2 separate regions of the Homo sapiens genome follow, and region 1 is linked to region 2. Evidence: chromatin loops called from intact Hi-C (ENCODE). Cell type or tissue: PC-9. All regions are shown on one strand. Each heading gives the region's core, and the rest is flanking DNA. Links, peaks and the distances in the headings are about the cores only.

The links. Peaks named below come from ENCODE experiments on the same cell type or tissue, not always from the same donor. Only the 100,000 strongest peaks of a DNase experiment are listed, where the experiment ranks them.
Region 1: a loop joins it to region 2, with 5 times the contacts of the local background. A loop is called at or near these places in 1 of 110 quality-filtered maps.

The regions. Positions count from the first base shown.
Region 1 is chr3:23,127,953-23,132,360 of GRCh38, forward strand. No RefSeq gene overlaps it. Among named protein-coding and RNA genes, the nearest start is that of UBE2E2-DT, 73 kb to the right of the region's middle. In PC-9, for the core only: no CTCF peak of the experiment used is centred there; a DNase peak (open chromatin) is centred at 2,109; H3K4me3 peaks cover 982 bases; H3K27ac peaks cover 585 bases.
Region 2 is chr3:23,015,621-23,020,028 of GRCh38, forward strand. No RefSeq gene overlaps it. Among named protein-coding and RNA genes, the nearest start is that of UBE2E2-DT, 190 kb to the right of the region's middle. In PC-9, for the core only: no CTCF peak of the experiment used is centred there; a DNase peak (open chromatin) is centred at 2,351; H3K4me3 peaks cover 559 bases; H3K27ac peaks cover 385 bases.

The DNA of each region.
Region 1 (4,408 bases), core at 79-4,078, 110 kb after region 2:
CTCTGGGTCTTTCCAATTTTTTTACTTGAAGGAAGAAGTGAGAAGGTCTTCGAAAGTGCTGATCGATAGAAATACAACATGAGCCGCGATGTGAGGCATATTATTAATTTTAAATTTTCTAACAGCCACATTTAAATCACAAAAAGAAACAGGTAAAATTATAATTAAGCCAATCCTGTCAAAAATATAATTTCAATATTATATCACATATCAATTTTGACAATCTTTTACATGTCCTTTATGTCTTAGAAATTCATCATACATTTTAGACTTAGAGTATATCTCCATTTAGACTAGCCATATTTCAAGTGCTCAGTGTCTGCCATACTGGACAGTGCAGTCACTGGTAGGATGAGTGAGAGTAAACTGATAATATGTATGGAGATTAAGCATTTAAGGAGAAACATAAATTACCTGTTGTTTGGTTTATCTTAGGTAGTTTGAAGGAACAAATAACAGGACTGACAAGTAGAAGCCAGATCTATATTGAAATAAGACAATATAAATCTCTATGAGTGTCTATTTATATATGTAATGTATGTATACACTCGCACAAGTATGTTGGGTGCATGCAGATTCAGCATTCATGATTGGTAAGCCAGAAACTAGCATAATTTGATATCAATAGGATTTAACATCTTCCCCCACAAAGTACTTAAGCTACTCAGAATAGAATATAGTCTTCGTTTGGGAATTAATCCCTGGTTGTCTTCTGTCTGTCCATCTCTTCTCTAATTTTCAATCTTGCAGTCCTCATATCCAGTCTTCTTTCCAGTCTAGTACCTCAGACCCCTTTCAGACCTTCCCCTTTCTCTTCACTCTGTTGAATCTCTCCTCAGATTCAGACACCCATGGGTTAACACAGTGATCATAGACTCACTTTGGCCCTGCCCTTGACCTATCCACACCCACACCTTTCCCTCAGCCAGTTTTATTACTAACACGAAACCATGTCCTCCAGAATGACACCAGAGATTTTCCCATTAAGTACCTACAGTCAACACGGCATCCTTGTCTTCCTTTAATTCCCCCCTTCATTGAAATGTTGTCATCTCTTTAGTAGTGAATATTCAGTAAGATCCAGGATCCAGAGGATTGTTTAATTGCCATTTAGGTTAAGAATCACAAAGCAATTTACCTGGCGGCCAGATTGGAAGACAGGAGTTAGAAAGGGAAAGTAAAATGGCTGAAAAAGTTGTATAGCTATAAATATATTTTTATTTTTAAACTATGAAGCAATATAATAGCTATGAAATTGAATCTTCTTCCCTAGGGTAAGTAAGTAACAGAGTATCATAGGCCTTGGCAGGCAGAATAACCCCCTTTTCCAAGCTGGAAGATATCATCCTTTGATCAAAAACATAAGATCCTTTCATTTTCCCCACTATAGTCAGCGCTTCAATTTCAAAGGCCACTCGCTGTTTCTGATCTGTTATTTATCAGTCAGGCAGACTCAACACACATAGAGAAAGCCACTTTGGTAGAAGCTGCTGCCTCCTTTATCACAAATGCAGACTTAAGGATCTTATCCTGCTAAAACTGTACGGCACAACGAAAAAAGGCAGAAGCGGGGGCAGAGGAAAACCAACTTCATGATGGGAAGTTCCAGTTTACTGAGAGGAGCAGAGATGTCAAACATAGCTGAAATATGGAAAGTCGCCTAATGTGGCTGATAAATCCCTTTGTTTCTGAGCCAATGTCACTCCTAATACTGGGATTTCCAAAATAAAAATACCAGGATGCTGTTGGGCAGGTAAAAATATGACATTGCAACCAGGAAGGAAGACAAGTTAATATGTTCAATGACCCTAATACATGTCAGGCACGGTGCAGTCTTTTTAAAACACAGCAAACCTCACAATCCCCTCAGCATGAAGAAAAGGGGGCTTAGAGAAGTTACACATGGTATACTCTTAAGTGAACTGTCATTCAAATCCCTGCTTCTCCCACCCTGAAGCCGAGGCTTTTTCTTTCATTTTCATTGTTTGTTTTCACCTCTATCTCCTATAGCACCCTGCCTCCATAGAAACAGGAGGCGTCTTAGGTGTGTGTTGGTCTGTGGACTGGTTTAGCCAGAAGGACAAGCCCAACCACACAAACATTTGTTTTCACTTTGTCCTTTCTGTGTACATCATAATTGTGCACCCCTCAAAAAAATGTTAGGTTAAATAAACACAGGACACATAAAAACATCTCTGCCTCATCCCCACAACATAAATCATAGTTGCCAAATGTTAAATTTGCTGAATTGGTGGCTCACCGCTCTTAAACTACTAATTTACTCACATGCTTAACTTCAATGGAACCACAGTGTAATGTTCTTCAGGTGATTTTTTTTCAGGGGCACTGATATCACTCAACCATATTATTCATGTAACAATTTTATTCAACAAAGGACAATTAGATAAAGGACAAAAAGGCAAAGGATGGTTGGAATGGAAACATTGGAATCAAGTCAAACAGACTATATACTCCAATAATAAATGTAGTTTCCCCAACTAGTTTTACTTCAGGCTTCTATTACTTCCCCATGTTTCCTTGTGTGATATTATGAAATGCATATTTGGTCTTCTTCCCCATTTCCTGACTTAAGCATTCAAAATCCTTAGAATTCCCAAGAGATAAGAGTATCTTTTGTTAGCCAGGTGTGGTGACTGCTCGCCAGCAGTCCCAACTACTCGGGAGGCTGAGGTAGGAGGATCACTTGATCTAGGAGGTCAAGGCTGCAGCGAGCTGTGGTCATGCCACTGTGCTCCAGCCTGGGCAACAGAGTATCCTGTCTCGGAAAAAAAAAAAAGAAAAATAGTATATTTTGTGTTCTAATGAGATGACTGGTGGTTGGGAGCCCCTAGATTACCTCAGGATGGGGGCTGGTTGCCAAGGGAACCAACTGTGAGATTGGAGGATTGGAACCTTCAGTCCTACTGCCCTCAGGGGGTTTCCACATTGGCAAGCAAGCACTCATCCACACGTGAGGAGGGAGGTGCACCCCCAACTCCATAAGGACAGAAGTTTCTGCACTCAGGAACCTTCTAGACCTTGCACTTTTCTCTTTATCTGGCTATTTGTTTGTATCCTTTAAATTATCCTTTGAAATAAACAGGCAAACATAAGTAAAGTGTTTCCCTGAGTTCTGGGAGCTGCTTTAGCAAATTTATCAAACTGGAGGAGGGGCCCTGGAAATCCGAGTTTATAGCCAGTGGGTCAGAAGTTCCTGAAGCCCAGACTTATGACAGGCTCCTAAAGTGAGGGTCAGTCTTGGGGACCAGGCCCTCAACCTGTGAGACCTGATGCTACCTCCAAGTGGATACTGCCAGAATCGAATTGAATTAGAAGACACCCAGCTGGTGTCTGCTGCAGAACTGATTACTTGCTTGGTATGTGTGGAAAAGCCCCACACATCTGGTCACAGAAGTGTTCTGTGTTGTAAGAGTATAGTAGAAGGAAAAAACAGGTTTTTTTTACGCATTACTTGCATGAATTTTTTGTGAATGAACTTACTTTACTGGGTTTTTTAATTTTAAAATTATTTATAATTTTATAATTATATATAATAAAATTAATTATAAAAATAGCACATACTGTGGAAATATATACTCACTAGATTCTCTGGGTCATGTTTGGTGTGGATTCTTTCACACCTTTTTTCCATACAAACATTTATAATTATACAGAAAGGTTTTCCTCCTTTTTATAAAAAATACTATATACTATTCAGGCCAGGTGCAGTGGCTCACGCCTGTAATCCCAGCACTTTGGGAGGCCGAGGCAGGAGGATCACCTGAGGTTGGGAGTTCAAGACCAGCCTGACCAACATGGAAAAACCCTGTCTCTACTAAAAGTATAAAATTAGCCGGGCGTGGTGGCGCATGCCTGTAATCCCAGATACTCAGGAGGCTGAGACAGGAGAACTGCTTGAACCTGGGAGATGGAGGTTATGGTGAGCCAAGATGGCACCATTGCACTCCAGCCTGGGCAACAAGAGTGAAATTCTGTCTCAAAAAATAATAATAATGAAAATAAAATAAAATATAAAAATTACCATACACTATTCAATAATTTGTATTTTTTTCATTCAGAATATATCATGCACACCCCTCCAGATCAATACATTTAGGTTGACTTATATTCTAAGTAGTTATATCATTTTCCATTATAACTATATCAAAATATATTTATTTCTCTAGAGATGAAGATTTTGGATATTTTCAAGTTTTTGGTAGATGCTTTACTATAATATATACTATTACAACAACTTTCTTGTACACATATTCTTATGTACAGGTAATTAGGGCTACAGCTTATTGTGATATAGCCCTCAAGACAGAGTAATTAACTCAGGGACTATGCACATTTCTTATTAACAATATTGTTGTTGTTGTTGTTGTTGTTGTTGTTGTTATTATTA
Region 2 (4,408 bases), core at 212-4,211:
AAAGGAAAAATCCTCCATAGAAAAATTTGACTAAAGTATAGAAGAATTTATAAGAAGGACATATAAATGTTCAAAAAACATAAGAAGGGTCCAACCTTACAAGAAATTAAATATATGTAAATTAAAGCCCAATAAATTAATACTTTTCTCCTATCAAATAGACATTGATTTCTTTTAATGTTAATACAGATGTTGGCCAAGTCACTGGTTAATGAACATTATTATTCATTTTGGCTCACATTAGTATTAATTGATAAATTTCAAGGGGTGATTCAGTAGTATGCAGCAAGTACCTTTAAAATGTCCATAACCATTGGCCACCTGATTTTACTTATTTTAAAGAAATTATCCCAGATGCACATACAAAGACGCATGTGTATACAATGGAATACAAGACAGACGTAAAAATGTTATCATTGTAGGACAGATAGTAATTATATTGAAAAATGTACTCCATACAGTATATTGTTAAATGGAAAAAAGTTATAAAGCAGATTATACAGAGTTGTTTCCATTTTTAGAATATACATATATAATTATTATTGTGTGGTTATACAAATATATACAGGTGATAAAAATGACATAAAACTATATATACTCATTGTACCAATGTCAATTTCCTGGCTTCTGATGACATAGAACTATATACACTCATTGTACCAATGTTAATTTCCTGGCTTCTGACATTGTACTTTAGTTATATAAAACAGAACCATTGGGTATGACTGGGTGAAATGTGTAAGATTTGACTAATTTTTATTTTCATCACATGTTTATACTTTTGTTCAATGAACAAATATTTTCATAAGAAAATATTATTGAATAATGTAAAAACCTAAAGATGTCCCAATAATTAAAATCTTTTTGAATATATATTTATGTGTGTGTGTGTATTATAGATGTAAGATATACATATGAGGAAAGATGGATGGATGAATGGATGGATGGATGGATGGATGGATGGATGGATGGATAGATGACAGAGCCATTATGAAACTTATCATATATTAAAATGACATCACAAAAATGCTTCTGATAATACAAGTTGGATATGTAAGGAACAGACAGAGCTTTCATATTAATCAGTGGTAAGCTACTGTATCTTTAAATTGAGTTAATAATCAGTTCTTTACATTAAATCACATTTTTATAATTGTATATGTATTTTATTGTGATCAATTACAAACATAGACATCAACATCAACAAATATAAAACAGCCTTGTTTTTTCTTCTCTCCTGTCCCCATCACTGAAATGTCCTTCAGCTCTTCCCTTTTCCTTGCCTTCAAGAATTACGATGGAAACAGTTTGAAATGGAAAAAAAACTGCAATTTGAATTTGATTTATTCTATTTAGCATCTGTGGTCAGGGGCAAATCTTTTATCCTCTCTGAGTCTCGGTTAACTCTTCTGTAAATGGAAATATTAATTAAGCCACTTACAGAGTAGTTGGGAGCATTAACTGAGAAGACATGTGCAAAGTAACAAATACTGGTAGGTTCTTCACACATGTGAGATTCCTCTTTTTTCTTTCTCCATTTACTTCCTATTCCTTGACCTCTCCTATTGCCAACATTTTGAAATTCTTATTTTCTGAGAAAACACAAGGATTTTTTTAAATTTGTGCAGACTGGGACACTAATTTTCTCAGCAAGATCACATTTTAAGAACTAAGCATCACTAAGGGCTTTTTTCTTTTATGGGGATGAGAGGGTATGGAGGAGAACAGAGACTAATATTTTTTTGGCACCACTCACAGCCCAGTGCCGTATGGAGCACAGCCTCTCCCAGTTATAACAGTTGTTGGATATTCAGTTTTACCGAATCCACCAAGAGTACATTTATCTGGAAAAACTCCTGAGAACACTAAAGAAAGCTAAGAGCAATTCTATTCTCGAAGCACTATTTCTTCTCCATGTCATTTTTAATGCTGCTGAATGCCATTATGCAATGATTTTAGTAGAAGTCGGCTTTTCAAAATGGCATATTTTTTCGCCTATCCCCAAGAATTCATCTTATATTTCAAATGGCCTAGTTTCAAGCTGTTATATCAGTCAGGCTAACACATGGTCACAGGCTTAGCAATTTAGGGGTAGGGGAGGGGAGAGGGAGATGAAAGGGCTTGATTTGCCACGATGGTATAGCACAGCCCTTAAATCTTTAGGGTTTCTTCAAGTCCTGGCTTCACCTCCTCTGTTGTTCCACATCCACACATACTCAGCATTTCACATTCAGGTCATCCAGCCCTTATTTCCAGCTCACTATCACAACCCTCAGGGCAGTCCACTGTGGTCTTTCCCATCATTCAAATAAATAACAAAATCGTGTGCTGCAAAAACAGCAATAAGTGAAAAATGCAAACCTGCCTGTCCTGTATGTGACTCATGGCACAGCAAGCTGAAGGATCTTCAGTGTGCTATTCTCATTACATAATAACCCCTCTGGTTCCAAGCTGCAGGAGCCCTTCCAATTTATATCAGTGTCTGGGTTGTTCATCTTTTTTTTTTACCATTCTGGCCTTTAGCCTGTATCTATTCTCTGTTAGCTCTAATCTAAGTAAGGAGAATACATTCTGCAGAGTCAAGCAGGTAGGGCTGATTTTTAAATGTGCACATATTTAGGTAGAATATTCTAATGCTTCATTGTAGTGGGCATTTGTTTTCCATTTTCTGAGCTTGGTTGGCCCCATTCTCCCCGCATCCTTGGAGCTGCCAATACTTCCAGTAGACTCTTTTCCTATAAAATGTGGCCAGTTATTTCCTGTTATTTGCAACCAAGAACCCTGAGTAATATAACCTTCAAGTCATCACAATACATTCTCATAATCTAAGATAAGGGCAATAAAAATATGTGGAGACCTTCAGATAATATGAATATTAATAAAATGTATACTTGAAAGAAAGATGTTTATGAAACACTGCCAGGGAAAACAAGCGCTGTATAAAACAGTATGTATAGTATGATCTTTTTGCAAAAGAAAAAATATAGATATATATCTACATGTCAAGAAAACTGAAAGGATACTATCAAAATGTTAATAGGGTGGGTAATCTTCATGAGAAGAACTCGCCTGTGATTTTTATTTAATTCTTTTTGCTTCTCCATGCTTTCTATAGTTTCTACCATGAACACATATTCCTTTTGCAATATGAAACAAATAATAAATGTTATTTTAAGGAATGCATTATATGTTGAATTCCTAACACCCAATGTGACAATATTAGGAGGCAGAGACTTTGGAAGGTATTTAGGTAATGAGGATGGAGCCCTCATGAATGGGATTAGTGCCCTTACTCTAAGAGGTCAGAGAGCTACTTAGCTGCCTTTCTACCAGGTGAAGATACAATGAGAAGTTGGCAGTCTGTGGCCCAGAAGACAGCTTTCATCAGAACCTGATCATGCTAGCACCCTGATATCAGACATCAAGGCCTCCAGAATCAGGAGAAATAAATTCCTGTTGTTTGTAAGCCACCCAGTCTATGGTACTTTGTTATAGAAGCCTAAGCTGACTAAGACATTTAGCAATATTGCAATTTCAGACAAATTTCCGCCTTTTTTAAATAAATAAAATAAAAGCAGAAATTTTTTAGGAAGTTTCAAAGCTCACTAGTTAAAGGCTGTGCCATTACAGTCCTGATAATTTACTCACCTCACATCAATTCCTCTCCTGCTAGGATAATTCTGTAGAAACATTTGTCTGTGTTTTTTTTTTCTTTTTATTAATTATTCAGCATTGTGTCTGGTTTTGCTTCAAAGGTCGGAGGCAAAATTTTCAAGTGCTCTTAGAATTTACTTATTTTCCTTCAAGAGTGTTTAGAATAAAATATCCAGAGTTATATAATCTGTTAAACATTAATTGGTCATGCAAAATTTTACATCTCTTGATTGTACCATTTCTAGAGTTCAGTCCTTGCTCTCTCCTTGTACATCATTGGTTTTCAAACGTATTGGTCTTGGGATCTCTTTATACTTATAAAAATTGCATAGAGGTTTGGGGGAGAAATGGCAGATAAGAAGTAGAACTAACTTGCAGCTCCCACTCAGACAAACAGAAAAGCATGTGGAGACTCACATCATAAATTTTTGCTCCATGAACCACCACAGGAACATACCAGGAAAATGGAAAGAATTCACAGACCCTTTGAAAGAAGCAGCTTGCCACTGCAAACTCCATGAGACAGCTGAAAAACTGTGAATGCCCAAAGTGTGAGAAGGGGAAAGTCCACCTCCAAACACACATCCTCACCGGGGAACCTGAAAATCCAGATTTTAGATCCAGATTGAGAGAGTGCAGCAAAATATAAAAGTAGAAGAAGCAGGGGAAAGAGCCCTGTAGGCACTCCCAGTCCCCAAGGAGGCCATTTCTGACTTTGTCTCACAGGGGTTTTTGGGGAGGGCAGCCAATAAAA